Regions from separate parts of the Homo sapiens genome. Here regions 2, 3, 4, 5, 6 and 7 are each linked to region 1. Evidence: chromatin loops called from intact Hi-C (ENCODE). Cell type or tissue: heart right ventricle. All regions are shown on one strand. Links, peaks and the distances in the headings refer to the core of each region. The heading gives the core; the rest is flanking DNA.

What was found. Peaks named below come from ENCODE experiments on the same cell type or tissue, not always from the same donor. Only the 100,000 strongest peaks of a DNase experiment are listed, where the experiment ranks them.
Region 2: a loop joins it to region 1, with 2.1 times the contacts of the local background. A loop is called at or near these places in 35 of 110 quality-filtered maps.
Region 3: a loop joins it to region 1, with 8 times the contacts of the local background. A loop is called at or near these places in 47 of 110 quality-filtered maps.
Region 4: it touches region 1 in a loop (2.6-fold over the local background); 46 of 110 quality-filtered maps call a loop at or near these places.
Region 5: a loop joins it to region 1, with 11 times the contacts of the local background. A loop is called at or near these places in 103 of 110 quality-filtered maps.
Region 6: a loop joins it to region 1, with 2.8 times the contacts of the local background. A loop is called at or near these places in 33 of 110 quality-filtered maps.
Region 7: a loop joins it to region 1, with 18 times the contacts of the local background. A loop is called at or near these places in 54 of 110 quality-filtered maps.

What each region holds. Positions count from the first base shown.
Region 1 is chr9:611,910-616,449 of GRCh38, forward strand. All of the region lies in intron 1 of KANK1 (KN motif and ankyrin repeat domains 1), which reads left to right. Among named protein-coding and RNA genes, the nearest start is that of KANK1-AS1, 71 kb to the right of the region's middle. In heart right ventricle, for the core only: a CTCF peak has its summit at 2,074; a DNase peak (open chromatin) is centred at 2,142; H3K27ac peaks cover 3,143 bases.
Region 2 is chr9:704,430-708,969 of GRCh38, forward strand. The region is part of intron 2 of KANK1 (KN motif and ankyrin repeat domains 1); the gene reads left to right. LOC107987042 (phosphatidylinositol 4,5-bisphosphate 5-phosphatase A-like) reads right to left here. Exons shown (of 1, transcript XM_017015393.3): 1 at 2,479-4,540. The coding sequence starts at 3,896. The coding sequence ends at 2,994. Among named protein-coding and RNA genes, the nearest start is that of KANK1-AS1, 21 kb to the left of the region's middle. In heart right ventricle, for the core only: no CTCF peak of the experiment used is centred there; a DNase peak (open chromatin) is centred at 2,682; H3K4me3 peaks cover 1,685 bases; H3K27ac peaks cover 2,683 bases.
Region 3 is chr9:1,006,642-1,011,181 of GRCh38, forward strand. It overlaps the pseudogene H3P29. Among named protein-coding and RNA genes, the nearest start is that of DMRT3, 32 kb to the left of the region's middle. RefSeq lists a silencer at 2,557-2,756. In heart right ventricle, for the core only: a CTCF peak has its summit at 2,643 (motif pointing left); a DNase peak (open chromatin) is centred at 2,650; H3K27me3 peaks cover 2,833 bases.
Region 4 is chr9:691,192-695,731 of GRCh38, forward strand. The region is part of intron 2 of KANK1 (KN motif and ankyrin repeat domains 1); the gene reads left to right. Among named protein-coding and RNA genes, the nearest start is that of KANK1-AS1, 7.9 kb to the left of the region's middle. In heart right ventricle, for the core only: no CTCF peak of the experiment used is centred there; DNase peaks (open chromatin) are centred at 2,480 and 3,541; H3K4me3 peaks cover 2,420 bases; H3K27ac peaks cover 4,000 bases.
Region 5 is chr9:762,004-766,543 of GRCh38, forward strand. No RefSeq gene overlaps it. Among named protein-coding and RNA genes, the nearest start is that of DMRT1, 77 kb to the right of the region's middle. In heart right ventricle, for the core only: CTCF peaks have their summits at 2,200 and 2,399; a DNase peak (open chromatin) is centred at 2,224; H3K4me3 peaks cover 586 bases.
Region 6 is chr9:384,477-388,476 of GRCh38, forward strand. It overlaps DOCK8 (dedicator of cytokinesis 8), which reads left to right. Exons shown (of 48, transcript NM_203447.4): 23 at 1,855-1,950. Among named protein-coding and RNA genes, the nearest start is that of DOCK8-AS2, 84 kb to the right of the region's middle. In heart right ventricle, for the core only: a CTCF peak has its summit at 1,521; a DNase peak (open chromatin) is centred at 1,525.
Region 7 is chr9:804,834-809,373 of GRCh38, forward strand. It overlaps LOC105375949 (a long non-coding RNA gene), which reads right to left. Exons shown (of 2, transcript XR_929411.1): 2 at 403-586. Among named protein-coding and RNA genes, the nearest start is that of DMRT1, 35 kb to the right of the region's middle. In heart right ventricle, for the core only: a CTCF peak has its summit at 1,922 (motif pointing left); no DNase peak of the experiment used is centred there; H3K27me3 peaks cover 366 bases.

The sequences.
Region 1 (4,540 bases), core at 305-4,304:
GGGTTTCACCGTGTTAGCCAGGATGGTCTCGATCTCCTGACCTTGTGATCCGCCAGTCTCGGCCTCCCAGGGTGCTGGGATTACAGGCGTGAGCCACCGCGCCCGGCCGACCATCTAACTCTTATGTGCCCTTGCCTGTACATATAAAAGTACATTTAAAAATAGGATTGGCTTTCATTTGCATAATGAACACACATATTACCCATAGTACCTCCCACACAAAGCCACCTATGCCTCTTAAATTGCACTTTGTTAATAGGAAACTATCTGTTGTTTTGTGCTTTTGGCAGCTGTAGAGAAAATACACAAAGCCAGGTGTTGTGGCTCTTGGGTAAGACTGAGAATGTGATTTTTGCAATCTGTGTTTTTTTAATAGCCAGTTATTGGAGATAAGAAAGAGAAATTCAGTACAAAGTCTAAGATGTCCCAGTGATGCACTCTGACTGGGTGTCATTATCTCAACAGGAATGAATGTAGTTCAACAGTATGTAGGCCCGGTTTCTTAGACATGATGTCTGCTGAAATGGTGATAAGGTATCCCACATTATCGGTGTTTTTTTGAAGACAGCCTTTAGGGTTTCAGTGTCATCATCTTTATGCCTTTTGCTAAAACAGTTTATGTTCTGCCTTTTAGTAAGCCTTTATGTTAAAAACGTTTCATATTAAAAAAAGTTATCATTTGGAATACATAGGTCAACTATCTAGGAATGGGACAAAGTACAGAAACAATGAGACAGGATTTGTGGGATGAGAAATTAAAAAAGCAGTCCCTTCAGCTGAAGAAGCTGCTTAGAAATTTAAGCCGGACATCTCAGGCGGCCATACTGGAATGGAATGTGGAAAAGGTAGCAGTTATATGTGAGCAATACCTTTGACTGTGACACTCTTTCGAACCCCAGTTTAGACCAGCAGCAGCTCTCCTAATGGGGAGTCAAGAAGTAGTAAGAGACCCTAAGAGTCATATAAGACACAAATCACCTTTGCCTGTGATATTTGCCATACATATGCCTATGGTTACATGCAGAGGATCCCAACAGGAGCATCATACACACAGCAAATAACACTAATGTGTTTTATTTATATGTACCAAATTAAAGGGGCATACAAAATAAAATTTTTAAATGAGTGGGTGAAGATATTGGGACAGAAGGAAGATATCAAGAGGAGGAAATATGGAGTAAAGATAGAGGTAGCATGTACTGTAAAAGATCTTGTAAGTAGACCAGAATAGGCCAGTAATTTGGCTCCATGCTTCCTAGCAGCCAAGGCAAAGAAGTAATTGTGACCAGATACATAGTTCACAGCATCTTTAAGATTCAGTAAGCTAGCAACTCAAGAAAAGCACAAGTAGTCACCATATAGGGACAAGTGGACCATGCTGTGAACAGCACACTAGATAGCAAGTACAGCTGTAACAATCGTTGCTGGAGATAGAGCAGAGCTTCAGTCCTTTATGACAAGCTTGTCCAACCCATGGCCCACAGGCTGCATGTGGCCCAGGACAGCTTTGAATGCAGCCCAACACAAATTTGTAAACTTCTTAAAACATGAGATTTTTTTAAAGCTCATAAGCTATCATTAGTGTTAGTGTATTTTATTTGTGGCCCAAGACAATTCTTCTAGTGTGGCCCAGGGAAGCCAAAACGTTGGACTCCCCTGCTGTATGGAAAATCGAATTTGTTTACATTCTCCTGTTGTATTCATTTTTGAAATTTTGCTAATTCCTAAAAGGAATCCACAGAGAGCAAACTCTCTATTACTAACTTTTTTCCTCTTCTCAATGTAAATTAAGTAGTATTTCAAATGAGATTAAAAACAGGATACTTCTTGAACTTTACTTTAAAAATACAGGTTCATGAGCCCCTTAAGTTTTGTGACTTTCTGTTGTAAAAAAGACTGTATTCACTAGATGGCAGTGTCACCAGCCTTTTGGGAAGTTAAATATGAGTGTGACTGTCCTAAGTACTAAACATGGGTAAAAGTAGGAAGACCATTTAACTGAGCATAAAGGATCTCATTTCTGCGCCCTACAGGAAAGAGTAGTTCTCCTTTTTCTCCTCCCCTCTTATTTGAGGCCGGGAAGAAGGCGCTGTGCATAGCGCTCCAAGCATCTCTGGGTGGCACTGGAGGGCCATTTTTCACAAGGAGCAAGTCGGCCAGCAGAGTGCTCAGTTCTTGGTCATGCCAGTGGCTGCAGGGTTTCCAGCCACTTGTCCTTGCTTCTTTGTTTCTGAACTTTCAGTCCGGGGCAGGAGTTACTGACAAGAGTTCACAAACCAGCTGTGAGATAATGGTGTATTGATAAGGTACAAAAGTGTGTTTAGCAGATGGGGATAATTTTTCGACCCTCAGTGTTTGTTTAAATTGTTTCTAGCATGAAAGCAATATGATCTCTCTCAGGAAATGAGATTGTTTTCTCTATTCAGGTAATAGGATCTTTTACCCATTTCCATCTTTGAGGAGTGATTATATACTTCTGCAGTTTTTTTAAATGAAAAAGATTTATTTTTAAATCATACTGGCATAAAGTTAATGGTATTTTGTTAAATTTTAGGATTTTTACAGCATATCTTGGCTGACACTGATCTTGGTCCTATCCTAGTGGCAATCTCTTAACAGTTGTGCTGCTGGTGTTATGAGTAGGACAGTTCCTCATTGTGTGGGACTGTCTCGTGTGCGGCAGGGTATTCTGCATTCCTGGCCCTTGCCCACTAAATGCCGGAAGTGCCCCTCAGACATGACTGCCCAGTAACACTCCCATGCATTTCCGTGTGCCTCCTGGGGTGGGGCCAGTACTCTCTAGTGTTGAAAACTGCTGGGCTAGAGATTTTGGTGTAGGTTGTGGGCCTTGTGGATTTAGTGAACATGATCTTTTAAAGAAATGTATATAAATGTACTTTATATTTTTAAAAAATCACTACAGCCCATCACCTTAAACTTCTGCTCATTCATATTTATATATGTATTCTGATTGTGATTACTCCTACATACAATTCTTAATATAGTACAAAATTGTACATATATAATTTTATGGTACCCATCCCCCCCCTGCCCTTTTTTTGAGACAGGGTCTCAGGCTGGAGTGCAGTGATGCAATCATGGCTCACTGCAGCCTCCGTTTCCTGGGCCCAAGCAATTCTCTTACTCAGCCTTCCGAGTAGCTGGTACCAAAGGTGTGCGCCACCATACCCAGCTAATTTTTAATTTTTTGTAGAGGGTCTCCCTGTGTTGCCCAGACTGGTCCTGAACTCCTGGCCTCAAGCAAGTCCTCCTGCATTGGCCTTCCAAAGTGCTGGGATTATAGTCTTGAGCTACCGCGCCTGGCATAGTATCATCTTTTTGATACCAACATACTATAAATATATTTTATTGCATTTTATTTGAAACTGTTAATAGACACATAATTTGCTGATGAATTGTATTCTTTGCTCTTTTAGTCCATCTGGCATCATATGCTCTTCCTTTTTGCTAGAATTCCCTCTTTTTTTCTTTCTACAGAAGTATCACTGGGTGGGAGAAAGCCTTACCTGTGATGGTTTGAGTACCCACATTTTAAAATTATGCTAGTTAAGAAGAGGGGGAATAATGTTGTTTCTTTTCTCTTTTTCTTATCAAATAGACTAAAAAGGCTACTCAAGGGCTGGAATTTGATTCCCACTTGTTCTTGTGGTACCTAGCACAGAGTCAGTCCCATAGTATATCCTTTAGGTAAAGACTTAATTAATTGGTGTGCTTTCAGTTTATTTTCCCTGGTTGGTCTTTGCATTTGTCCAGTTAACACCAGCTTCTGGATATTAGATCACCATAAAGTCCAAGACATGAAGAACAAATGTTATATATTCTCTTTGACATTTAAAGACAGAAGATAGTGGTAGAGGAGATCCCAAGTGATACCTAACCTAGCTAAAGACCCATGAGGAATGAAAGAACGAACAGGGAAAACAACTGCTGAATCCAGGTGGAAAAATGCTGGCCTACTTCTGGTCCTTGGTATGCCAGGATCCAAAGGTGGTGCCAGCTGATAGCATATGTTCAACAGCTGTGTTGATGCCATTTGCCTGCCCAGACAAGCCTCTTGAGGCATGAAAGCCTAAGGAAGGTTTCTCATATTAAGGATCAACAGGGACTCTTCTGTATCCGTCCTACCAGTGTCACCTCCCCACCCAGCATCAGCCGAGCACCACATCCACTGAAGCTCAATAAAGAAATGTTTAATGCTGAAGAGTTTCAATCAACAAGATGAAATTTTCAGGTTTAGGTAAACTTAGGAACTGGCTTGGGTTACTAGACTTCCAAATTTTATCCGGTCCTACCTTATTGCATGACATAACCGTGAGGACTAAAGTGAAGGCTTTTCAGCAGTCACTTCAGTGAGTCCTCAGCATTTAGGTGATACTGTATCAACTCGTGTCTGAAGCAACTTGGATTTAAGATAGTAGATCTTGTGCTGATTATTAGAATGGACATCCTGAACACCACTTAAATTACCATCAAACTGCATAGCCAGATCTTTAATTTACGAAACCTCTATTTTGTCACT
Region 2 (4,540 bases), core at 348-4,347, 93 kb after region 1:
CAAAGAAGAACATAGGTGAAAGGATTATTTCTGTGTTTCTTAATGGAGGTTCCTGGGGTATACTACATGACACTTCTGCTTACAGACTTTTATTTGCCCCTATTAGTGTGGAAGGAGGGGATAATGCATACTAAAGAACATCAAGCTGTCTTTGCCATGGCCACCCCTATTCATTCACCTCCCAAGTGAACTTTCTCATTTTATTGCAGTCAATTCCATTTGCCTTCCAAACAGAGACTTCTTGTAATATATTTTAAGACAAATGCCCAGGCCAGGTATAGTGGCTTACACCTGTAATTCCAGCATGTTGAGAGGCTGAGGTGGGAGGATTGCTTGAGGCCAGGAGTTCAAGACCAGCCTGAGCAAAATAGCAAGAACTCATCTCTATTAAAAATAATTTTAAAAAATTAAAATTAGCCAGGCGTGGTGCTACATACCTATAGTTCCCAGCTACTCAGGAAGCTGAGGCGGGAGGATCACTTGAGCCCAGGAGATAGAGACTATAGTGAGCCATGATCGCACCACGTCACTCCAGCCTGGGCAACAGAGTCGGACCCTGTCTCAAAAAAAAAAAAAAAAAAAAAAAAAGAGCAATACCCACGTGTTGTAAAAATTATAAAATATAAAGAATAAAAATCATCTATAATTCCACAACCTAAAGATAACAACTGAAACAATATCATGGAAGAAATGTCCTTAACACTAATATTTAACGAACAACTTCTGTCTTCAGAGCATCAAGATGTTTTTCAAAGTTTATTATCTTATTCTGTTGGCCAGGCACAGTGGCTCACAGCTGTAATCCCAGCACTTTGGGAGGCCGAGGCAGGCAGATTACCTGAGGTCAGGAGTTTGAGACCAGCCTGGCCAACATAGTGAAACCCCATCTCTACTAAAAATACAAAAAGTAGCTGGGCGTGGTGGCACACGCCTGTAATCCCAGCTCCTCGGGAGGACGAGGCAGGAGAATCCCTTGAACCAGGGAGGTGGAGGTTGCAGTGAGCCAAGATGGCGCCACTGCACTCTAGCAAGTTTATTATGTTATACTATATATTCAGTTATTTATTCCTTCAGTAAACGTTGTCAGACATCTCCTTTCTTCCCAGCATGTTGATAATTGGTGTGTGGTTGGGAGAGGAAGCAATGAAAAAAAAAATGTATATTTTTTTTGGGGGGGTGGGGGCGGAGATGAAGTTTTGCTCTTGTTGCCCAGGCTGGAGTGCAATGTGTGTGATCTTGGCTCACTGCAACCTTCACCTCCCAGGTTCAAGCGATTCTCCTGCCTCAGCCTCCCAAGTAGCTGGGATTACAGGTGCCCGCCACTATGCTTGGGTAATTTTTTATATTTTTAGTGGAGATGGGGTTTCACCATGTTGGCCAGGTTGGTCTCGAGCTCCTGACCTTCAAGTGATCCACCCTCCTCGGTCTCCCAAAGTGCTGGGATTACAGGCATGAGCCAGCGTGCTCTCCAAAAAAAATTTTTTTTAATTAAGTTTTTTGCTCTCTGGGTGCTTATAGTCTGGTACAAAAGACAAAAAAGTGTTTTCGTCTTGTTAAAGTTGGGAAATAAATCAGGGACTCATAAGTGCCTAATTTATGTTGATGTATGTAAACATACACTAGAAAACAGGATATTAAAAAAATAATGACACCGGGTAGTTTTATTGTAGAATAATTTTTACCATGGACAATTGTTTGTGAAAATGACACCTTGAAAACACATCTTACTTTTTTACTTGCTGGAGAATGAAACTTGAATTACAAGTCCTTTGGGTAGCCTGGTTTGAGCAGTATTAGGAAATAAGCAAGCCTAACTTAGTTAAATTCTAACCTCTTCTGATTCCCAGAAGTCCAAAGTTCATTTGGGGGTAATACAACGTGATACATGCTTTTTGTGATTTCTACAAGGTGAACTAAAGAAATAACTAAAGATGGACCAGTTAGGTTTTGGTAAAAACTGTGATAAGTTTTGTTGTGTTTTAAATACTGATGTTGAGTCAGTTCATCTTTCCTACTGAAAATCCTTAAGTGGGAAAAGTATAGAAAAAGTAGGAGTTACACCAAAATATTAACGCTTGCCACTTGATGGTAGGATCTGAGTGCCCTTTTTTTACGTTCTTTAAATTATCTGTATGTGGCTTTTTTTTTTTTTTAATGTTTTACAAGCATGTACTACTTTCGTATCTGGAAAAAGGTTTGTTTTTCTTTCATTTTTTAAGAAGAACTTTTCATCAGTGGCAAAGGCTCAGTTGAAATTAATGATAAAGGATAACTACTTGCCACGTGTCATAAGCCCAGGGCTGAGAAGAGTCAGGCAGTGCTCTGGAACCAGTGAGTGCTGCCCGGATCCTGAGAACCCGCAGAGAACAGTGGGGCTGATTGTGCCTCTGCACCTCCTCAGGTGACCGAGGGCTGGGCAGGAGGACACAGACTCTTTCATGAAGCAGTGACTAGTATAGGAAAAACAGAGCCTCTCTGTAGAGATGCTTAAAGTGCTAGCTTTATTTAAAAATCAGCTGGCAAAGCGGGAGTGAAGAACACACATTTTCAGAAGATACCGGTTTCCTGTTTTCATTAAGAAAACAGGGAATGCGGAACAGCTGAGTGCGGCGGGGGTGGTGTCACTGCAGCCGGAGGGAGACCTCGCCGGTGAAAGCTCAGCCTATGGCATCCGAGCGTGGCCGGCCAAGTTTACACGAATGTTGAAACTTCTCCTCACGGGGTGAGGATCGAGGGCGCCCGAGGCCGGGTCCGGCTGAGCTGGAGCGAGCTGTGCGGGGCAGCGCGGGCTGGCGGGGAGCGCGGCGGGCGCCACGTGGTAGGTGAGCTGCGAGCGGCGTGGGGCGGCCACCGCTGGCCGAATTCCGGGGGGCCTGGGCGAGGGGGGCCGGCCGGGAAGGTGCGCACTGCTGGGCCGCTTCACTCCACCGCAGGCCTACGGGAGTCCAGCTTAGACCCGCCGGCTCCCACACACACATCCCGGGAGGCCCGGATCAGCCTGCCTGACAGCCAAGCTGCAGCTTCTCTCCTGTTAATGGAGTTTCAGACAGTCCTGGAGACAGGTCTGGCTGCTGCAGCTTCTCTCCTGTTAATGGAGTTTCAGACAGTCCTGGAGACAGGTCTGGCTGCTGCAGCTTCTCTCCTGTTAATGGAGTTTCAGACATTCCTGGAGACAGGTCTGGCTGCTGCAGCTTCTCTCCTGTTAATGGAGTTTCAGACAGTCCTGGAGACAGGTCTGGCTGCTGCAGCTTCTCTCCTGTTAATGGAGTTTCAGACAGTCCTGGAGACAGGTCTGGCTGCTGCAGCTTCTCTCCTGTTAATGGAGTTTCAGACATTCCTGGAGACAGGTCTGGCTGCTGCAGCTTCTCTCCTGTTAATGGAGTTTCAGACAGTCCTGGAGACAGGTCTGGCTGCTGCAGCTTCTCTCCTGTTAATGGAGTTTCAGACAGTCCTGGAGACAGGTCTGGCTGCTGCAGCTTCTCTCCTGTTAATGGAGTTTCAGACAGTCCTGGAGACAGGTCTGGCTGCTGCAGCTTCTCTCCTGTTAATGGAGTTTCAGACATTCCTGGAGACAGGTCTGGCTGCTGCAGCTTCTCTCCTGTTAATGGAGTTTCAGACAGTCCTGGAGACAGGTCTGGCTGCTGCAGCTTCTCTCCTGTTAATGGAGTTTCAGACAGTCCTGGAGACAGGTCTGGCTGCTGCAGCTTCTCTCCTGTTAATGGAATTTCAGACAGTCCTGGAGACAGGTCTGGCTGCTGCAGCTTCTCTCCTGTTAATGGAATTTCAGACAGTCCTGGAGACAGGTCTGGCTGCTGCAGCTTCTCTCCTGTTAATGGAATTTCAGACAGTACTGGAGACAGGTCTGGCTGCATATTTTGAGTGATCACCTTCTCCATGTGGAGATGAAAGTTAAAAGGGAAAGAGAGAAGGACAGCTACGTTCTTTTAACACGAGCACAAGTTTCCAGGCACAGCCCTCCCGACCAGCCCTCCCATTCTTAGGCTAGAGCATGACTGCTGCTGGGCACTTCTTTCACATAGAATTCACTTCCCACACGTGTTAGAATCGAACAGCTAGAGCAATTTAATATTGTTTTAAATTGGGACGTAAGGAATATACGTCCTTTTTATTCCTCTGCTTGGCAATCTTATTTTTGTACTTTCTTTCCAACATTTGGGAAGAAAGCGGGCAGATGGAAGCAGAAGTGTTCTTCACAGCATTCACACTGTCGGGTGTAAATGTTCGGCAGTGCTGGGGGTTGGGAGGGCAGACAGCAACCAGGTTTGCTGGAAGTTACTTCAAACTGGACAGCAGTCAAGTGGGTTTGTATACTCAGGAGAGGGCAGGGAGACTGATGGCTTACATTTTCACTCATTGCTTTTGAGTTCTTTCCATAGCTCTAAAAATGCGCAGCTTATTAGCGTGGCTCTGGGAAAACAACACATGACCTGATCCTACAATTTAAAAAAATAAAAATGACCTTGCTTTTAAGTTTGAAATGCATAGCCCAGGTCAGCGACAAGGTCTGCGCTTTGAAAGG
Region 3 (4,540 bases), core at 324-4,323, 390 kb after region 1:
TTTTTTTGAGAGGAAGTCTCCCTCTGTTGCCCAGGCTGGAGTGCAGTGGCGCAATCTCGGCTCACTGCAACCTCCCGACTCCTGGGTTCAAGTGATTCTCCTGCCTCAGACTCCCGAGTGGAATTACAGGCACGCGCCACCACGCCCGGCTCATTTGTGTATTTTTAGTAGAGATGGCGTTTCGCCATGTTGGCCAGGCTGATCTTGAACTCCTGACCTCAGGTGATCCACCTGCCTTGGCCTCCCAAAGTGCTGGGATTATAGGCGTGAGCCACTGCACCCAGCGGGGATTTTCTAATTCTACCATTGCTTCCACATATTAGTTGGAGTTTTTTCTGTATATAAAGAAAACTAGAGTTATTTTGTCACCTTGGAATAGTTTATATCATTGTTAAAGTGGCCAATGGCTTCCTCAGGTTTCTTGTTTTTTAAGTAGTCTATCCTTCTCCAGTTGAGGAAACAAAGAACAGCATATTATGTTCAGGCCATGGAATTAGCCTAGGAAAGAAATAGCCTTTTTTTTTTAGCTTTCCTTATTACCATAGAATATTTAGCCCCAGATGTGTGTGAAATGTCATAATTACTAATCGATCCTTTCTACTTGCAGGCCTTACCCTTTGTCCCTGCCTTTGGTCTTTTCCTCAGGGTCTGTCTCCTCGAATCAGCAAAAGCATTGAGTTGTAATAAAGCATGTAGGCTGAAATATCATCACTGAAATCTCAGCACATTCCTTTCGCCCCAAAGCCAAACACCACTTAGTTGGATGATATTTGGATAATATGTTGCAATGACTCTCAGTTGTGTACACTTTAGTAAGAATTAATGCAACCAGCTTGCTTTCCATTTCACAGATTAGGTTGATGCGGGAGAGACAGGCCTGGAAAGGAAGTAGCAAAAAGAGGGCGTTGAATCACCAGGTGCAGGGCCCTTTCTAGATGGTTGTGGAGGCAGCTGTTGTTTTTTCAGCTAGTAGAAGCAGCTGACAGCATTTCATGCTAAGAAGAGATACTAGGAAGAAGGAAGAAGGGAAATAAAGATGTTCTGGGAACTTTTAGCTGCTAAAGAATGGGTTAGATACCCGATTATGGGCACCTGAAATCCCCATTCTTCCCCTACCACACCGTATCTCTGTAAGATATTTTTGCTGCAAGTCACACAATACTGGACTGAGAAAGGCCACTGTCTAGACATGTGCGTTTCTGAATAAATACCGACTGGGTGGTAGTGTAGCACAGTGGTTAAGTTCATAGGCTTTGGAGACAGATCTAACTGGGTTCAAGTCCTGGCTTCATCATTTGGGTTAGAGGCTTTAATGTCTTCAGCCCTCAATTTCCCCACCTGTAAAATGGGGATAATAACAAGGCCACAAGGCTACTGTGAAGATTAAGTGGACTTGAAGCCTTTACCACATTTCCTTTCATATAAGCCTTCAATATATAATAACTTTGAAAAAGTGAAAACAAAAAATGGAAAAGATTTTTTACTTCAAAAGAGGATTCCACCAGTTGGTAGAAAAAGATTTTATTTTCACTAATCCAGTGGGCACAAAGACTCCTCCAGGTATCCTTCTGTCATGCGAACAGGAGTGACCTGGTCAGCCACCGACAGCTGGATGCCCCTTAGACATTGCTAGGTTGTTCTGAATGTCAAAGATTTCTGGCCTGATGCGGAGGAAAGGGAACTCTTATATACTTTGGTGGAAATGTAAATTATTGGTACAGCCATTATGTAAAACAGTATGGAGATTTCTCAAGAAACTAAAAATAGAACTAACATATGATTCACCAATTCCACTGCTGGGTATTTATCCAAAGGTTAGGAAATCAGTATGTTGAAAGGATACATATACCCTCTTGTTTATTGCAGCATTGTTCACAATAGCAAACATGGAATCAACCTAAATACCCATCAATGGATGAATACATAAGGAAAATATGGTACATATGCACAATGTAATACTATTTGGCCATAAAAAAGAGTGAAATCATGTCAGTGGCAGCAACATGGATGGAACTGAAGGTCATCATGTTAAGTGAAATAAACCAAGTACAGAAAGACAAATGTCAAATGTTCTCACTCATATGTGGGAGCTAGAAACGCTGACCTCATGGAGATAGAGAGTAGTAGAATGACAGACACTAGAAGCTGGGAAGGGTGTGTAGTGGGAGATGGGGGTAAAGAGAGGTTGGTTAATGGGTACAAACACACAATTAGAAGAAATAAGTTCTAATGTTCGACAGCAGAGTAGGATGACCAGAGTTGACAACAAGGTATTGTATATTTCAAAAAAAAAAGCTAGAAGAGAGGACTTGAAGTGTTTGCAATACGTATAAATGATATTCGAGGTGATGGATACGATAAATAACCTGACTTGATCATTACACAGTCTATGCATGTAACCAAAGATACGCGTGTCTCATAAATATGTGCAAATATTTGCGTATCAATAAAAAATAAATATTTTAAAATGGAAAAAAGAAAGGCTCTGGCCTGATGAAAAGCATCTTGTAGCAGCCCTGATCTTTCACTTCCATCATTTTCGTTCTACGGATCTAAGCATCGTGTCCTAAAGCGGGGCTGAAACAAGCCTCACCAGCACCGGGCGGACACTCTGTGCTCCTCGAGCCAATGGCGCCATCTAGTGGTGCTGTTGCGCTAACACAGCCTGGCCCTGGGCCCAGGTTTTGTGGCCACTCTCAGAGTTACCCTGAGTGTTCACAAGAATAAGCTTCAGCGACGTCTTCTTGTCTTTCACGCTTACTAAAGTGCAGTCGGCTGCCTGGGCTCCCATCAGCTCCTCAGAAGGTGGGAACATTGCTCACTGTTCCTCTCTTTCTGGCTCTGCCTCACTCCTGTGCCTCTCACTGTGGCATGTGGGTGACATGCTGGGACATGCTGGTGATGCCATTTCTCTGCGTGGTCCCATTTATCCTTTGGAGAACTGATGACAAATGATAGGTACCTAGGCAAAAATCATATGTCCTGTTCTGAAGTAGGATTTAAGGGGATGTTTCTGTCTTTTCCATGCCCTTCCTGGAACCCTAAGAATTTGTGAATGTCCAGTAGCTATAATTAGAAGTGGCTAGCTTCAGGGTCCAATGTGTGATTGGCTCTTACTCTATGATGACCCGACCTCACTCCACAAAAGTCCCAGAAAATTTCCAAAAAGTAGTCTCTGTACATCGCCTTCCGTGCTTTAGACAGGACATCTGCCACACTGAGTCTGAGGACACGGGGCACTAAGCGTACCCAGGCAAGATCATTAGCTGAGTTAGCTCTAAAAGCTCGCTACCAAGTGTGGTCTAAGGAGTAGCAGCAGTACCATCACTGAGAGCTGGCTAGAAGGCAGACTCTGGAGCCACGCTGTAGACATACTGATTCAGAATCTGAAGTTTAGCTAGACCCTAGAGATTGGCGCACTCACTAACATTTGAAAAGCACCGAACTGTGGCAGTGACTCTCAACTTTGGCATCACAATAGAACGACCCAGAGGGCTTCTAAAGATCTGGATACCTGGCCCTCGCTCCAGACTGATTCTAATCTCTGGGGGTGGGAAGTGGTGTGGTGGTAGGACAAACATTGAGAAAGAGGTTGACCATTTAGAGCAGGACCATTCAATTACCCAGAGCTGGATTTTACCACAGTGAGGGTACAGGAAGTTGGCCTATAGCTCCTTCCTGAAGATCTCACAAAAGGAACAAAAAGTGCCAAAACTCAGCAAAAACTCTCCAGTAGTAAACAAATTAGGTTAAGAGGCACAAATTCTTGTTAGAAACTTTAAAACATGGTGGCCAAGAAAATAATCGAAGCTTCTAGTGTAGACCACACAGGTACCTACCAATCCCATCCTACCTGCCTGGAGTGATTCAAGAAAAGGAGGCTGGTGATGAAATTCTGAGAATTCTCACTAATATCCACCGATGTAAAGAAAAGAAAACCTACGGAGTAAATAGGCAGCCTGTGGGAAAGGTTAAGAGTATTGTGATTTTTTTCCCCCAAGACAGAGGTCTCACTCTGTCTCCTGGGCTGGAGTGCAGTAGCATGATCACAGTTCACTGAAGCCCTGAACTCTTGGGCTCAAGTGACCCTCCTGTCTCAGCTGCCCGAGTAGCTGGGATTACAGGGCAGGCTACCACACCTGGCTAATTCTTAAAACAATTTCTCATAGAGATGGGGTGTTGCTATGTTGCCCAGGCTGGTTTCGAGCTCCTGGCCTCAAGTGATGCTCCTGCTTCTGCGCCCCCAAAGTGTTGGGGTCACAGGCTTGAGCCACCACACCCAACCTGAAAAATTGTGTTCTAACAAGCCCTCCTGGTAGTCCTGATGCTCACTAACATTTGAAAACTGCCGATGTTAAACGGTCTCCAAATTGTGTTCGCAGCCACCACTAGCTTGCTGAGCTCCAGCTGAGGAAGGTGGGTAGGGAAGGAAGTTTCTATACTGTGGCTCCTACCATGCTGACTGCCCACAAATCAACTGGGGGTAAAGCACCTAGGAAGCAGCTGGTTACAAATGCTGCTCACAAGAGTGGGCCTCATA
Region 4 (4,540 bases), core at 298-4,297, 79 kb after region 1:
GGCAAACACCCATAGGGTCAGATACAAGCTACTTTAGCAAAATGATTGACTTTGACTGCTTTATGTAATCTAAACTCTTACCAGAACACAATATTTATGAATGTAGCAGATTTTTTTTTTTGCAGGATCAAGAAACACTACATTCAGTACTTTATTCGTTTAACTTTTAAGAACAAGTCTTTTGATAGTTTTAAAATTGTATGTGTGTGTGTGTATATATATATATATTTATTTATTATTATTTTTTTTAATAGAGACAAGGTCTCACTATTTTGCTTAGGCTGGTCTCAAACTCCTGAGCTCAAGTGATCCTCCTGCCTTGGCCTCCCAAAGTGCTAGGATTGCGGGCATGAGCCACTGCACCCAGCCGATATTAAATCTTAGTTTGGAATATAATAATGTAACTAAATAATACCAGAATTTTTTTTTTTTTTTTTTTGAGACCAGAGTCTCACTCTGTCACCCAGGCTGGAGTACAGTAGCATGATCATAGCTCACTGCAGCCTCAACCTCCCAGGCTCAAGTAATCCTCCCAGTCTCAGCTCCCGAGAAACTGAGACTACAGGGGCAAGCCAGCACACCTAGCTAATTTTTTTTTTTTTTTTGGTAGAGACAGAGTGTCACTGTGTCATCCAGGCTGGTCTCAAACTCCTGGGCTCAAGTAATCCTCCTTCCTCAGCTTGCCAAAGAATTGGGATTACACGCATGAGCCACCATGCCCCCCAAAAAGGGTTCTTTTAAATGCCTTCTTCACCTTTGTCTAAGTACATTGGGTAAATGTGGCACTAGTTGAACAAGATTTACTGAATTTTATCACAGGGCAGGCAGGCAAAGCCAGTTCTAAACAATAAAACAGAGATCAACAAAGATGACGGATGACTCTAAATAGCCTGTTTTGTAAAATTCAAAACGGGACAGCTGTGTAGAGAGAGGCACAGTTTTATAAGAATTCACTGGACCTGCCTAGTTTGGCTCATCTTGGTGCCTGCACATGCCCTGCCTTATTCCATTTACTTTCCTTCTGTCTCATCTCCTACTGGTGACCACAGTTACTGATGGGAGACCTTAAAGGTGATTATCTTTGAGACACATACTTTCCTGTGTGAAGACACAAAGATTAAACTCTATAAGACCATGGCACTTATTTGGGCTTGGGGCTTGGTTTATACCAAATAAACCAACAGATTAAAAAATAACAAACTAAAAACAAAGTTTCAAGTGCCAGGTATTTTGAAATAGCAGATCCAAATAATTTCATATTACTTTACACAACAAGACCTCCATTAGTAAGAGATTTGGGTTAGATTTTTTCTTCCTTTTTTTTTTTTTTACTTTAAACTTTATTGAGCTGTTTTACATACCATAGAATTCACCCATTTTAAGTGTATGGTTTGATAAGTTTTAGTATATGTGGACAGTTGTATATCCACAATCCAGTTTTAGAACATACCCATAACACTAAAAATTCTCTTGAGGTTTATGTTATCATTTACTTTTGACAGAAATGTTTTCTTCTGCTTTTGAAAAAAAAAAAAATTCTGGGCCATGTGTGGTGGTTCATGCCTGTAATCCCAGCACTTTGGGAAGCCAAAGCTGGAGGACTTCTTGAGCTCAGGCATTCGAGCCCAACCTGGGCAACATAGTAAGACCCCATCACTACAAGAAAAATACAGAAATTAGCTGAGCATGGTGTCGTGCTACTCTGGAGGCTGAGGTGGGAGGATCACATGAGCCCAGGAGGTTGAGGCTACAGTGAGCTGTGATTGCACCGCTGTACTCCAGCCTAAGTGACAGAGTGATACACTATCTCAAAAAAGAACTTTTTTTTTTTTTAGGTAATGAATTTAAATCATTAGGGGAACATACCATTCTTACTAACTTTTTGAAACAAAAACAAAGGTTGCTCGAAGATGTTATGAATAAAATGTTTAAGAGTATGAGGGTACAGAGCAAGGGAAGGAGGCTTGGGCCTATGGTTTACGAATGGTGATTGTTTTTAGCCTTCTAATTATATGTTGCATTAAATAAGAAGAAACCAAAAAGGAACCACTTGCCTCCATTCCAGCCTCGGTTCAGCATAAAACTCAATCATTTCCTTCACAAGCCAGCTGCTGTGCTATAGCTCAAATTGTAACAGAGAGCCTTTCTCTGCAGTGGAGGGTTAGGGAAAGAGGGAGTAAGTCAGCACAAACAATGAGGAAACATTTGCTGCCTTTCTGATTTCTTCCTAGAATTAACAGGCTTACAGCTGCATTTCTAGGTCAGCATTTCATATGCCTGAAGAGTATGAGGATAGTTTGAAAAATCAGAAGGAAGATGAGAGAGGGCTTTGCCTCTTTTTTAAGATCTTGCTAGCAGTTTTGTTTGTTGGTAATTTTTGCTGTCTCACTGACGCCAAGAGTCCTGGAATTAAACCCCGTGGCCAGCAGGCTGTTAGTTCGTCAGGAAATTCCAAATGGGTATAAATAAATTCTCTGCAACAGCTCCTGGGCTCTTTGCCTGCTAATGTGTGGAGTCCCTTTAATGCTGAGGGAAGTTTGCCTGAGACCTGGCTTCCTGCTCGCTGAAAATCACAGTTATTTTGTTTCTGGGTGGGTAAGTAAGAATGCCCACAAAAGAAAGAGAGGAGGAGAGCATGATGTTTGGGTGGGGGTTGGTGAAATATAAACTCGAGCTCTGTGTGTTGTGAAAAAGATTTGCTTTTACTTCAAGCTAGAAAGAATAACCCAGTACTTGATTTTTGGTCCAGTGAAAATTTCAGCTTTACCTATGGCTTTAACATAAAGATGTCATTGTTGCAGGAGTGAATGGTTGTACATATATATATGCTAAGATTTGAGTTTTTGAGTTTAAGGTTTAGTTCAATTCAATAATTTCCTTTTTTGTTGCTAAATCCATCTTTGGGTATTTGTTTTCAGCTCTGTTTTTCCAATAGGGAGTTGCTCAATATTCATTAAAGCTGGCTTCTTGTATAAACACTATAAAACAAAATAAGGACAGGGATTCATACAAATACTAGCTTTCCACTACCACCCCACCTCCCCCTGGCCAAAAAACTGTAATGTTTTGTTAGAAAAGCCTGTTTTATCCCTAAGTTAGCCAGTGCTCCTTTTCTGCTTTTCACAGAATTACTCTCTGAACTGGCACATTTCTTTTTTACGCTTAGAACAGCATGTTACTTTTGAAGAAAGTTTGGAAAATAACAGTCCAAGCTCATTCTCTTCTGTGCATGCATGATTGATTTGGGCTGTATTTCAGCAACAACTTTTAAAATGAGACAGTGGACATTAGAGAGCAGCATAGTTGGGGTTGCACTTAGGAGCCCATGGCATTTTGGCTGTTTTGAGACAGATTTGGGGTAAAGAGTTGCTGCATCTTGTAGTTGGCACTGAACACTGGAGAAGAGGGCCACTGTATAAACCGCAAGGCCCCTGTTACCATCACATGCCTCCCTAGCACAATGTGCCCTTTATTAAGACAGGCCGTTCCACTACTGAGAATAGTAACCCTTTCCGCTGTCTTCCCCTCACTCTTACGTGCAGCCTGGCTTCTGGCCTCTTAACCCATGCCCAGAGTAGAATTGGCAATACCCAGGAGGGACACTGCACTGGGGATTGTTAGGTCATGCCAGTTAGGATGCAGCTGGAAAGGTGCTGCTGAGTGGGACGTGCAGAGGGGAAGACTGCAGGCTCTGTCTGCCTGAGCTCATCTGGTCTGACACCTGCCGTGATTCATTTTTCTTCATGCCATGTTAAGAAATTTTGTATCAAGTCTAGTCGACAGTTACTCATAGCCTGGAAGCAACTTTGGAAATCAGAGTTCCACTGACCCCCCTCATTTTAAGGGTATGAATCACATCACTGCATTGTATGATTCCAGGGCTCTCTTGCCCATGGCTCGTGCATGAACTAGGAAGTGATCATAGTTCCTGTTCTTGTTTTATGAAAACAATAGTATACCTTCCCCCAACCTAGGCAGGCCATTCAGGACGACTACCCTGGAGGTGCTCTGGGTGGCTTAAAGCACCGTCTTTGCACAGTGTGTTAGAGAGCACTGTGCCCTGAGGACTTCGGGAGAGCTGCAGAATGAGTGTTCAGAATAATCGGCACTCACCTTTGCCCTCATGTTGTGAGATGGAGATATTTTAACCTGGCCATAATATGCTTTAAAAGTTGGGGGGTGTTTGTCTGCTTTTGCTTTTATTTCCTTCCTGTGCTGGACTGGGACTCCCCCTTATCTAACTGGTACATACCACTCTGCCCAAGCAGTGCGTGTGCACACACACATCCCCTACAGCTCCCTGCTGGCATCTCCTTCATACACTCTTAAGAAGAAGAAACCAATGTAGAACTCAAGATTTTAGCAGACTTACTTGGTCTTGAACAAGTATCACAAATACCTTAAACCCTGACTTCGTGGGGGGGGGGGCAAGGTATAGAGGAGGAAGGGTTCTGGATCCTCTCTGGGGGGCCAGGGTTGTGTTCTTCTCCAGACAACAGAGGGTGATCCAGTACCACTAGTAGTGACAATAGAACCCACC
Region 5 (4,540 bases), core at 351-4,350, 150 kb after region 1:
AGGGCATCCACGCCTGCGTTTCTCTCAGTGTTGGCCTCGCTGATCCCACCATCCCTCCAGGTGCGCTGTAGAACTTCCAAGACTCATTGCCATGAATATGTTAGCTAGGTGGTCGTCAAGTCTACAGGTTCTTCCTCCCCACAGCTCTTGGGTCCACCCTCTTCCACTGCTGCTAACACAGTTCAGGGCACCATCATTTCTTCTGGACTGCTGCAAGGTCATCAGAACTGGTCTCCCCAATGTCAGCCCTGCCGCTTTCAGTACAGTCATGTTATTCCCTGTTGAAAGCCACTCAATGGCTTCAGCTCGGTCTGGCATGATGAAGCTTCCTCCGTAATCTGGGTTCAGCTCCATCACACTCCTCCCACACCTCCAACTGAGCTAAACCAAAATGCCACAGGAGTTCCTGACCTTAAGCCCTTGTGTCACTCACTTTATTATTCATAGTTTGTCCCCAGTGTTGCAACCAAGAGCTGAGGCTCCTTGGGCTCTCTCATTTTTGAACATCAAATGCAGGTCTCCTTTGCCATGCAATGTGACTGTCTGATTCACAAGAGCATGGCCCTGCAAGTGTATGCCAGGTGGCCCTACCCACATCAGCAGATACATTGGCAGACAATCAGGATGGATCAGGACAATCTCTCTGAATACATCCATCCATTTGGAAGGAAGGCAATCAAGATGGAGATTAAAACCAGCTTAACATGGAACTAGAGAGGCAAAACAGCCTCCCTTGTGAGGTTCTGAGTTGTAGAGTAGGAAGGTGGCATGTCCTTGCCTCACTACCCCTTCGTTCCCATTCGGTGGCTGACAGCTTCTGTTTCTCATTTCTTATTAGACTAAAGCTTGACTCTTGCTCTGCTGTTTCTTTTCATTGATGAAGCTTAAATAACCAGTAATCACAGCATGCAAAATAGTGTGCACCAGACTTCATATAGTTAAAGTGAGAGTCTTCATTTTTGAAAATATGCTCCAGGCAACTTTGGAAAAAGCAGAATTACTTCCTCTTGTAGGCCACTGGACAGACCCTACTTCGTCCTAAAGTAAGGTGAAGGCCAAAAGACGGGCTTCCAGGGCCAACTACACTACACCTACCTTTTGCCTTAACTTTATTCACTTGTGGGCAACATCAAAAGATGAGCCTATTTTGGGGCCGGCCGCAGTGGCTCACGCCTGTAATCCCAGCACTTTGGAAGGCCGAGGCGGGTGGATCACGAGGTCAGGAGATCGAGACCATCCCGGCTAACACGGTGAAACCCCATCTCTACTAAAAATACAAAAAATTAGCCGGGCGTGGTGGCTCACGCTTGTAGTCCCAGCTACTCGGGAGGCTGAGGAAGGAGAATGGCGTGAACCCAGGAAGCGGAGCTTGCAGGGAGCCGAGATTGCACCAGCGCACTCCAGCTTGGGCGACAGAGCGATACCCCGTCTCAAAAATAAATAAATAAAAAATAAAAAATAAAAATGGAAAGAGAACTACTTCTTTCAAAAACTAGGTGGAGGTCGGACACAGTGGCTCACGCCCGTAATCATAGCACTTTGGGAGGCCAAGGCAGGCGGATCACTCGAGATCAGGAGTTCGAGACCAGCCTGGCCAACATGGCGAAACTCCCTCTCTACTGAAAATACAAAAAAAATGAGCTGGGCATGGTGGTGGGCGCCTGTAATCCCAGCTGTTCCGGAATCTGAGGCAGGAGAATCGCGTGAGCTGAGGAGGCAGAGGTTGCAGTAAGTGGAGAGGGCACCACTGCACTCCAGCCTGGGCGACAGAGTAAAATAAAAGTAATTTTAAAAACTAAGTGGAAATTAAATGAAATTTAATATTAAATGTTTCCAAATAAAACATTATAATTTATTAAAATCCTTTTTAAAAAACTTTAAAAATCTTTTTGAAAAAAACTTTCTAAAAAGCAATTTAAAGGGAATCTTTGCCTTTTACAGTATTGAGTCCACTGCTCTTTTCCTTTCCTCTTTCGTTCTTTAATTCCTTCATGTCTCGCAATAAAGGAAGAAACACGTACAGTTTGGGCATATATCTAGTTGCACATATCCTGGCCCTAGTGTAAAAGACCACAGGGTTTACAGGAGCGCGTAGCCTTTTCTTAATTTAAAAGAATACAGGACGCAGGAGAGAACCACACCCCGCAGACCCAGGCGTAGCGAGTTGTCTGCCCTGTGGCACTCTGTCACCTAGTGTCTGAATCTGCATATTGCACTCTCCTCGATATCCCTTGGTCTGCGAAGGATGAAGTTCCTTCCACCATACGGCCACCGCCATCACCATCACCTTACGACCAACCCCAATGCTCTGCAATGGAGAACAAGCGCCACCATGTTGCAGGGTTCCAGAAAGCAGCAGCTCTGGAACCAGACAGACCTAACTTAGACTCCTAGCTTCCCGTTTACCAGCCGAGACTTTGAGCAAGGGACTTTACCTTTTTAAGCCCTAGTTTCTACATCTATAGAATATGGATGGTAAAAATGCCTGTCTCTAGACTTGTAACCACTGAGCTTCTAGAAAGCCAAATGGGTATGATGTTATAAACATTAAATGAAATATCACAGATAAAGTGCCTGCAAAGCATAGATCAGGCTGGGTGCAGTGGCTCAGGCCTATAATCTCAGCACTTTGGGAGGCTGATGCAAGCAGATCACTTGAGGTCAGGAGTTCAAGACCAGCCTGGGCAACAGGGTGAAACCCCACGAGGACTAAATTATGTTTTTTTATCTTGCCCAAACTCCTATCTAAGGGGTCTGGGGCATCACGCCCTACAAATCACAAATTCTCATCAGATGGGTTTTAATTAGCCCTATATATTGTGACTTACTTTCCAAACTGACTCTGGCATAACATGAGACAAGGGAGAAAATCAAAATATTTTACCCCAAAACATGTTCGTCATATTTTGTAATGGCCCTGCAAAGCTGTTCTGTATAGGGGAAAATTTGCATCTGTAAAGAATCTATTAACACAGCTAGATCCTTTTCTTCCAGACCCTCCCAATCCTAAAGAGATTAACTAAGATCTAAATAAGAAACATTTGTCATCTGTTGTCTCTAAGGGCAGCACTATGAGACTTCAAAACAACTTAGGTCTCCACAATCTTTATCTTAACCTGAACATTCCTTTTCTATGAATCCCAGGTCTTCAGACAAACTCAACCAATTGTCAAAATACTTAAACTCACCTATAGCCTGGAAACCCGCGCCCCACCCTCTCAACCCTTTGACTTGCCCCCACCTTTCTGGACTAAACCAATGTAGTGCTCAAATGTATTTGATTGATGTCTCTTGCCTCCCTGAAATGTATAAAACCAAGCTGCACCCTGTCCACTTTGGGCACATGTTTTCAGGACCTCCTGGGGGCTGTGTCACTCATATTTGGCTCAGAATAAATGTCTTCAAATACTTTACAGAGTTTGACTCTTTTCGTCGACATGCTCTAAACCTTGCCTCAGTCTCTCCCTCTGCCTTATGCCCCTCAAATTCTTTCTTCTGAGGTGGCAAGCACTGAAGTTGCTGCAGACCCATACAGATTCGCTGCCAACATCCTGACCTGTCATTTTATGGGTAAGGAAACTAAACTACAAGGTCCTTAAATGGTCTCTCCACAGTATTAGCCAAACCTGAACAAGATCCCAGGTGTTCCGAATTCCCATCCAAAAGAAAAGGGGAAACCCAATCCCGTTTCCATCTCACCCAGGATCTATTGTCTTCCCAAAGCACTTTACTTTCTTTCCTGCCCAGCTGTTGAAATATCAAACTGTACTAAGATTTTGGCCATGATGGACTCTGTTCTCTGCACACTAAGACATTTATCTTCCTGGTCATCATAAATATTAATAAGTAATATTTGTTGCTGTTTACTGAGCAGTGTGTAAGCATCCATATTATTTAATGGAAGTTTTTCTAGCTGTGTTTTAAAGTTGCAGCATTTGAATGAATGAATGACTTCTGAGCCAAAGTGAGAAAAAACAAACAAGACACAAATGAGTTTTTTCTAAACTATTTTTCTCCCCGAAATTAGCTCTGCTACTTTGCACAAGTCTCCTTTCCTAAGATCCAGCTTCTCATCTGTTCAATGCGGATATGAACATCTACAAGTTTATGGTAAAGTTTAAAAGCACATTTGTCTGATACTAAGTAGCTAATAAACAATCGTTACTGTCATTACCCCAGTTGGCAATTTGAGCAGGGCTTCACAGGGAGTTTGGGTGACAGGCGATAAAGTAAAGGACATTATGGAAAGTCTGAAAGAATGTAATAAGGATAATATATTTTAGATGTATTTTTCTCTTTTATATTTTGTAAATGACTTTTCCCCTAGTAAGCCTAAGGTGATTCTTATGCCTCAGGGAGGTTTGAGACTATTATAGGAGGAATGTAAATAGAAAAAAAAAAAGATAGATCTAGTTTTTGATTTCCAATTTGAGTTCCTAGAAAAACTGAGGACTGGGGGTGGCTCCGGCAAGATGGCCAAATAGGAACAGCTCTGGTCTGCAGATCCCAGCAAGACAAATGCAGAAGGCGGATGATTTCT
Region 6 (4,000 bases), core at 1-4,000, 230 kb before region 1:
GCCAGGGTTTGGGGCTGGGCGCCAATACTGCCCCGCTGTGTGGCCATGGGAAAGTCATGTAACTGTGCTGGGCCTCATGTCCTCATCTCTGCAGAGGTCCTGGTCCCTGAATGAACTTAAGAACCATCTACCCTGGGTCTTTTAAAAACACTGGATTTGGCCGGGCACCGTGGCTCATGCCAGTAATCCCAGCACTTTCGGAGGCTGAGGCGGGCAGATCACGAGGTCAGGAGATCGAGACCATCCTGGCTAACACGGTGAAACCCCGTCTCTACTAAAAATACAAAAAATTAGCCGGGCGTGGTGGCGGGCGCCTGTAATCCCAGCTACTCAGGAGGCTGAGGCAGGAGAATGGCGTGAACCCGGGAGGCGGAGCTTGCAGTAAGCCAAGATCGTGCCACCGCACTCCAGCCTGGGCAGCAGAGCGAGACTACGTCTAAAAAAATAAAAATAAATAAAAAATAAATGAAAAAACCACTGGATTCACCCCCTGAGATGCTGATGATCTGTAGTTTGAGCCATCAGGAATTATTCGTATTCTATCCTTTTTGACTTACAAAAATCAGTTCAGGGATGTGCTGGAGTGAGCTCATACCTGTTCCCAAAAGCTGATTGCTTAGTTTTCCAGAATTTTTTGAGCCAGTTTTGAAACAGACATTGTTAAAATTAAATCGTATAAACTTAAAATTAAATAAGTTATATTAAAAACAAAGGTAATCTGAATGCAATGTGGTATGCTAGATTGTATCCTGGAACAGAAATAGGACATGAGTGCAAAAACTGGTGAAATCCGAGTCGTTCGTGTTTAGTTAATAGTAACATATCAATGTTAGTTTCTTAGTTTTGACAAATGTACCTTACTATAAAAGATATTAAGAGAAATGCAATGAAAGTCATATAAGAAATACTACCTTTGTAACTTCTCTGTAAATCTAATAATAACTATACAACTTATACTTCAAAATTAAAAGTTCACTTTAAAAAGGTAAACCTAGTCCCTTCCTAATAATTTCACTATATGCTACAATATCTAAGTTCTTCCTTCTTTACGTTTACTGTGTCTGTGTGATGGAAATATTATATAATGGTTTGCTACCACACTGCATTTCTATGACATCGTGTTGGTAGATTGAAATCAGTTATGATGAAAGTATTTGTGGCACAAAAATTGGCAAATGCTACAAATTACCCCTACCCCCCTGACAACTGGTTGTTAAACATTTGCCAGCACAACACAACTCAGCCTCATATTGAAAGCCCCTTTCAGTAATACCACTTTCTGATCACCCAGGAAAGAAGTGGTCTGCAGCTATTACTGACAGCCTTGATCTTTCTATTTTTCTTTAATAAAATGAAAATATTAAATTTTTATGTGGACAGGGTTAGCAATTTTCGAATTATTTTGTTGCATGGGGAGAAAATGTCTGATAGAGCATGAGCACTCCACTTCCCTTCAGAGGTAGTTTTTGACAATGTATTGGTGTTTAGGAGACAGCGTGGTGCAGTACCGTACTAAACCACAGAGAGACACTGTTCCCACACATTTTTTCCTGGCGTCCCCTGAAGTCACAGACTCCTAGAAGGGACTACTCAGCAGCCCAGATTCTTAAATAGTTTTTAACTGTAGGTTGCTACACACAAACTATTAACGGGTGTTGTCTCAAGAGCAAGTAAAATTAGGTATAACTTCACTGTCTTTGCTTTGTTTTATATTTACTTATGGCAATTGTTTTACCTTTGTAACCAGGAAAAAAAATATGTATAAAAAAATGAATTCTGAGGTTGTGATTTCCAGATGTCTGGCTTACCTTTCCATGGTTGGTTGACTGTTAAGCCATGGTTTGTGTATTTTAGATCGCCGATCGCAACTGCAGCCGAATGTCTTACTATTGCTCTGGCAGTAGTGATGCTCCAAGTTCACCTGCAGCCCCAAGGCCAGCCAGCAAAAAGGTACTGAAGAGAGCAATGTGAGGTTCATCCCAGGATAAGAACAGAAGGATTTCCTCATGCCCTCACACTGTGCTTGGGAATAGTCAAAGTGCTCCCCTGCCTGTCCCTGATGTGCTAACACACACACACCCCACACACACTTTTGCAGCCCTGTCCTTTACGCCACATTTGACCACCTAATTGCCCATTAACTCAGTGTTTCTCCCACTTTCTCATGCATCAGAATTACCTGGAAGCCTTGTTAAAACTCATCGCTGGACCCTACCTCCTGAGTTTCTGATTCAATAGATCTGAGCTGGAGGCTCAAGAATTTGCATTTCTAACAAGTTCCCAGCTGATGCTGGTCCAGGGACCACATTTTGAGAACCACTGCATTGGCCTCCTTTTAGTAGAGGGAAAGCTGGGCACAAGTCATCCTTGACAAAAGTGAATGGCAATAATTAGGTATCATTTGTTTCAATACCATATAAACTAATATGAAATGCTTCCTCATAATTCTTCACAATCAGCCTTACCTATGAGTTCAGAAACTTTAAAAGCTGTTAAACTGCTTACCAGGATTTTTAAAGCAACAAAATTCCCCAATCATAGTCCCAGCCTATGTGGTCTGAGGGATGGAGGGAAAAAAAACTGTCTGCCCTAATTTCCTCTCTTCTAGGCACTCAAGAATCTCACCATTATAGTAGCTACTTAAGTTTTTAATGTCTTTGAAGACCTGTATTAAAATGTAAATATGGCAGGGCACAGTGGTTCATACCTGTATTCCCAGCACTTTCGGAGGCCGAGGTGGGTGGATCACCTGAGGTCAGGAGTTCAAGATAAGCCTGGCCAACATGGTGAAACCCCCTCCTACTAAAGATACAAAAACTAGCCGGGCATGATGGCAGGCACCTGTAATCTCAGCTACTCAGGAGGCTGAGGCAGGAGAATCACTTGAACACGGGAGGCAGAGGCTGCAGTGAGCTGAGATCGTGCCACTGCACTCCAGCCTGGGCGACAGAATGAGACTCCATTTCAAAAAAAAAAAAAAAGAAAAAAAGGGTAAATATGCTTATTGCAAAGGATAACACAGGAAGCCATTTGCAAGAGCTGACATCACAGGGAAATGTTTATTAAACAGGCAAGGAGGGAATGAGCCTCCCCAAGTCTCCCTTTGGACTGGATGAGGGAAAGACCAAGTGTGGGAGGGCCGGGGCCTGGTGCTGTGCACTTTGCAGTATTCCAGGCACCATATGTCTAGTGAGAGGTACCAGGATTTAACTATAAAAGGAAAAGTGAAAAAAGATATGGTTAGGCTAAAAACAAATTAGTCCACTTGCTCTAAAATTTAATATTAGGCTATCACAGGCCCTATGCAGTGACTGGTTATAGGTATTATACCATTTTCCTTTCTTAAAAACCATTATTTGCCTACAGCCTGACTTCTTTAACCCATGTCCTGTTTGGTTTCGCAGTTGCCATGTTTTGACTTGAAATGACCAGAATAGAGACATTTTATTTCAAAGGGAAGTTTGGCCAATATGTTTCCTTAATACCTTAGCAGACAGAGTTTTGCTGCTTGGCTATTTTATATAACCTCCAGAGCAAGGTGTTCTTGTAATAATGCTGCCCAGAAAGCAGCATGAATTACTTTAAGAAGCAGCTTATCCTTGTCTAATCTCTTCTTGCCATAAGACCCTGGCAGACAAACTGACCTATTTTCTAGAGGCGACCTTTGAAGCTGGGGGAGCATGTCTTTCCTACAATGAGAAGATCAAGGTGTAGTCCAGTTATAATATGTGCACAGTTAGACCACCTGCTAGACTAAAACTCAACCCCACGCCTCTCTCAAGTGAGACAGCTTCACTTCAGACTCACAACAGCAAACAAATGTGTTAACGCATATTAAAATTATTAAGGTTTGACTAACCTCACAAAACGAAGTGAAACCAGTCGATAAGCTGAAACACCTAAGCATTCTCCATTCCTCACCACTAACCCGCCTGGGATCTAATTGGTTAAAATACCCAAGCATGTATACAGAGATTTTCCTTTTGTCATCTTTTAGTTT
Region 7 (4,540 bases), core at 359-4,358, 190 kb after region 1:
GGCTGAGGCAGGAGAATTGCTTGAACCTGGGAGGCAGAGGTTGCAGTGAGCCAAGATCACGCCACTGCACTCCAGCCTGGGCAACAAATCGAGACAAAATCTCAAAACAAACAAAAAAAAAAAAAAGAAGAAAAGAAAAAGAAAATATGCAAAGGAAAAGAAAGGCAATAGCTGCTCCAAATAAGACATGTTTTAGACAAATGCTCATGTGTATGGGCAAAACACTCAAGGACTGTATTTGTGACTAACTGTATAACAGGTAATTTTAGTTTCTGCTCTGTGGAAAGTGAAGAGCATTCCAACAAAGGGTTTTAATGTAGTTTTTTTTTTTTTTTGCACCCATGCTGTTGATTGCTAAATGTAATACTCTGATGATGATGCTGAATAAATGTCTTTTTGAAAAATGTGCTGTGTAAAGTTAGTCTATTCTGAAGCCATCTTGGTAAATTTCCCCAACAGTGTGAAGTTAGAATTCCTTCAGGGTGATGACAGGTTCTATTCGGAATTTATTTACAACGCGCTTGGGTGGAGATGCCATTGTCTTCAGAAATCTTGGTGTAGTGGATCTGATAGTTACTGTTGTGACCTGAAGTTCACCATTAAAAGGGATCAAGCAAAATCATGTGGTTATAAAAATGGTTGTTAGCACATCCTATGCAATGTATCTAAATTGAATAATGCTACCAGATAAAATTATAGATTGGAATGAAGCTTGTATCATCTATTATCATGTGTAATCAATAAGTGATTTAATTTTCTTAAAAAAAGAAAAAGGAAGGCAATACCTCAAATCGCTAGCATTTTCTACAAAGATACCTGAGTTAAGATTGTTTTTTTCTCTTTCTTAATATTTTTATATGCTTTCTATAATATTATTTCCCTCCCTCCCTTCCTTTTTCTTTTTTTTTTTTTTTTGACAGCATCTCACTCTGTTGCCTAGGCTGGAGTGCAGTGGGGTGATCTTGGCTCGCTGCAACATCCGCCTCCTGGGCTCAATCTGTTCTCCTACCTCAGCCTCCCAAGTAGCTGGGATTACAAGTGTAAGCCACCATGACAAGCTTGGGAGTATTTTAATTTTTAATCTACTTTCTAGAAAACAATATAACGAAAATTGGGTTTAGATGGTTCACCTCAACGTGAATCAGTCTTTCTTTAAATATGGTACTATGGTCTGAATGTCCTGCAAAATTCATGTGTTCAAACTTAATCACCAATATGATGTATTAAGAGGTGGCCTTAGGCCGGGCACGGTGGCTCACACTTGTAATCCCAGCACTTTGGGAGGCCAAGGCCGGCGGATTATCTGAGGACAGGAGTTCGAGACCAGCCTGGCTAACATGGTGAAACCCCATTTCTACTAAACATACAAAAAAATTAGCCAGGCATGGTGGCACATGCCTGTAATCCCAGCTACTCGGGAGGCTGAGGCTGGAGAATCACTTGAACCTGGGAGGCAGAGGTTGCAGTGAGCCGAGATTGCCCCATTGCACTCTGGCTTGAGGAACAAGAGTGAAACTCCATCACAAAAAAAAAAAAAAAAAGAGGTGAAGAGGTGGCCTTAGCACCTCGGGCATAGTGGCTCATGGCTGTAAATTACCCAGTCTGTGATATTTCGTTACAGCAGCACACATGGACTAAGACAATGGGCTCATACTTGCAAAGCAGTCAACCTTCTTTCTGGAGAGGTGCTTAGTTATTATATCAATTGTAAATAGTTTGCTTTGATCTAAAGGCAAATCTAATTGCATTAAATAAAGATCATATAAAACTGCTAACAACAGTGTTGGTGAAATGGGCAGCTTAAGGAAGGGAAGAAGAAAAAAAGAAATTCACCAAATCCAAAACAAAAAAAAACCCAAAAACCAAAACAAAAAAACGACAAATGGAACTCCAAATGAATGGGGTATTTATGCCACCTACTGGATTCTTGTTGCACTGCTTAGTTGTGCCCTAATTTCCAGGGTTCTTTCTTGTCCTCTGACAATCCACAAATCTACCAGTCTTTTTAATACCCAACTGGACTTCCTTCCTTCCTTAAAGTTCCAGAACTGTTAATTGATGTGTACTGGGCACATCTGCAAATCAACTCATTCTGCAAGTCCTTGCTCAAGGCTCCTCCTCTGCAAAACCCTACCTGACCCACTGAGGTGCAGGATCAACCCCTCCTTCGGCCAAGTCTTTCTCCTCAGTTGCCAGCTCACCTAACCTTGTGTCGTGAGGGCTGGTGTGTCTGTCTCCCGCTTAGCGTGTAAGTACCTAAGGGCACATTGCTTCTTCCTACCTGCTTTGTACCTGGAGTGTCATAAGGATGGTGTTAATTCAGTCAGACCTTGTTCAAGTGCTACAATTAATTCTATCCTCACAATCCTATGAGTAGAGATTATCATGCCTGTTTCACAGATAAGGAAACCAAGGCACAGAAGGGTTAAGGAACTTCACCAAAGTCACCAAGGTAGAAATGGCAGGGCAGTCTTCAGGCCAGGCAGTCCAGCTCCCTGTGTCCTTCGTTGCTATGCTCCCAGCCACTTGATGAAAACTGAGGTATCCTCTGTGTTTCATTTATGAAACTGGCCCTGTGTTCACCTGTCACAGACGGCCACCATCCTAGGCTGTAGCGCTGCCCTCCAGGTCCCCTGTGCCCTCTTCTCCACTCTGCTCTGTGTCCCAAAATCTGGCCTCTATGGACTGCATCAACAGGCCCCTTGTCCTCTAGCTTTAGTTTGCGTGTGGTCATAAAAGGTACCCTTAAAAGTAGGAGGGTAGGACAAGGGCAAGGAAGGAGTCTTTCTTTCCCTGGTTTTCTCCCTGCTGGGTGACCAGAGGTTGGCTGCAGGTCTCTGCTGAAGCCAAGGCCTCTGCCAGATGGCATTCTCCAAAGCTTCAGCCCCTTTCTTGGGTTCCTAGGACTATTCCTTGTCCCTTCAGGTGTCGGATGGTGGTGGCTCCCTTTGTTGCCATCCCCAGGGAGGCCTGTTGCTATCCCATGTTGGTTTCCCTTAACCTTCCTCAAACTTCTGTAAATTATCTCTTTATTAAATTCTCCTCCATTCCCCACCTAAGGGTACCACCCTCCTCCTGTCAGTAGCCTAACTCACATAGCCTCCAAATACTTTACCCACCTGCTGAAATTCCTCCCCCCTGCTCAAATCCCACCACTCAGTTTTTGGGAGTTACAGATATCCTTTGCTGAAAGGCAAATGCTAGGAATCCCAAGCCAATAATAACTATTTATCAGATTGCTTTCCAACCCTGATTCAGGAGGAATAAGTTTTATACTGGGTAATAGGAACAAGGGAGCAGGCCAGGAGTGGAAGAGAAGGGGAATGAGAGGTGAGATGGCCCCAAGGACAAAATTCGCATAGATACTAAGAACACTTCCAGAGGATGCTATCCTCTGCAGTGGCTGCAGCCTGGGAGCTGTGTGGGGAACAGAGATGAGTACGATTCACAGCTCTGCTACTTAAAAGTTGACAGCTGTTAACTTCTCAGAGCCTCTCTTAATTTATAAAAGGTGAACAACAGTAGTATATGCTTCATAGGGTTGTTCTGAGGATTAAACAAATAATGCAGGCAAAATGCTTACTGCAGTGACCATCCAAGCCAACATGGTGAAACCCTGTCTCTACTAAAAATACAAAAAAATTAGCTGGGCGTGGGCGTGGTGGCTTGTGCCTGTCGTCCCAGCTACTAGGGAGTCTGAGACAGAAGAATCGCTTGAACCGGGGAGCAGAGGTTGCAGTGAGCTGAGATTGTGCCACTGCACTCCAGCCTGGTGACAGAGAGATTCCGTCTCAAAAACAAACAAACAAACAAAATAACCATCACAATGACCATTTAGTTCCCATTTAGTACAATCCTTTACAGGTTATAAGATAATGCTGCTCTGCAACGTGTGTGTGTGTGTGTGTGTGTGTGTGTGTGTGGTGTGTGTGTGTGGTGTGTGTGGTGTGTGTGGTGTGTGTGTGTGGTGTGTGTGGTGTGTGTGTGTGGTGTGTGTGTGTGGTGTGTGTGGTGTGTGTGTGTGGTGTGTGGTGTGTGTGTGTCTGGTGTGTGTGGTGTGTGTGGTGTGTGTGTGTGGTGTGTGTGTGTGGTGTGTGTGGTGTGTGTGTGTGGTGTGTGCGGTGTGTGGTGTGTGTGTGTGTGGTGTGTGCGGTGTGTGGTGTATGTGTGGTGTGTGTGTGTGTGTGTGGTGTGTGGTGTGTGTGGTGTGTGTGTGGTGTGTGGTGTGTGTGTGTGGTGTGTGTGTGGTGTGTGTGTGGTGTGTGTGTGGTGTGTGTGTGGTATGTGTGTGGTGTGTGGTGTGTGTGTGTGTGTGTTTTCTTTGTTTCTCCTTTAGGCCATGAATTCTCAGAAGCTAAAACTGGTTCTTGGGGGGCCAAGAAATCCTAGATATTACAATGGTGTGTAGCCCTCCAAAGTCAAATTCCACCTGACAAATTCTTCTTCTTTAATATTTCTCTCACTAGGGAGAAATTAAATTATATATATGTTATAATTTCCTATTATGGAACTTAATTTGTTTAACTTTAATTAGTCTAAA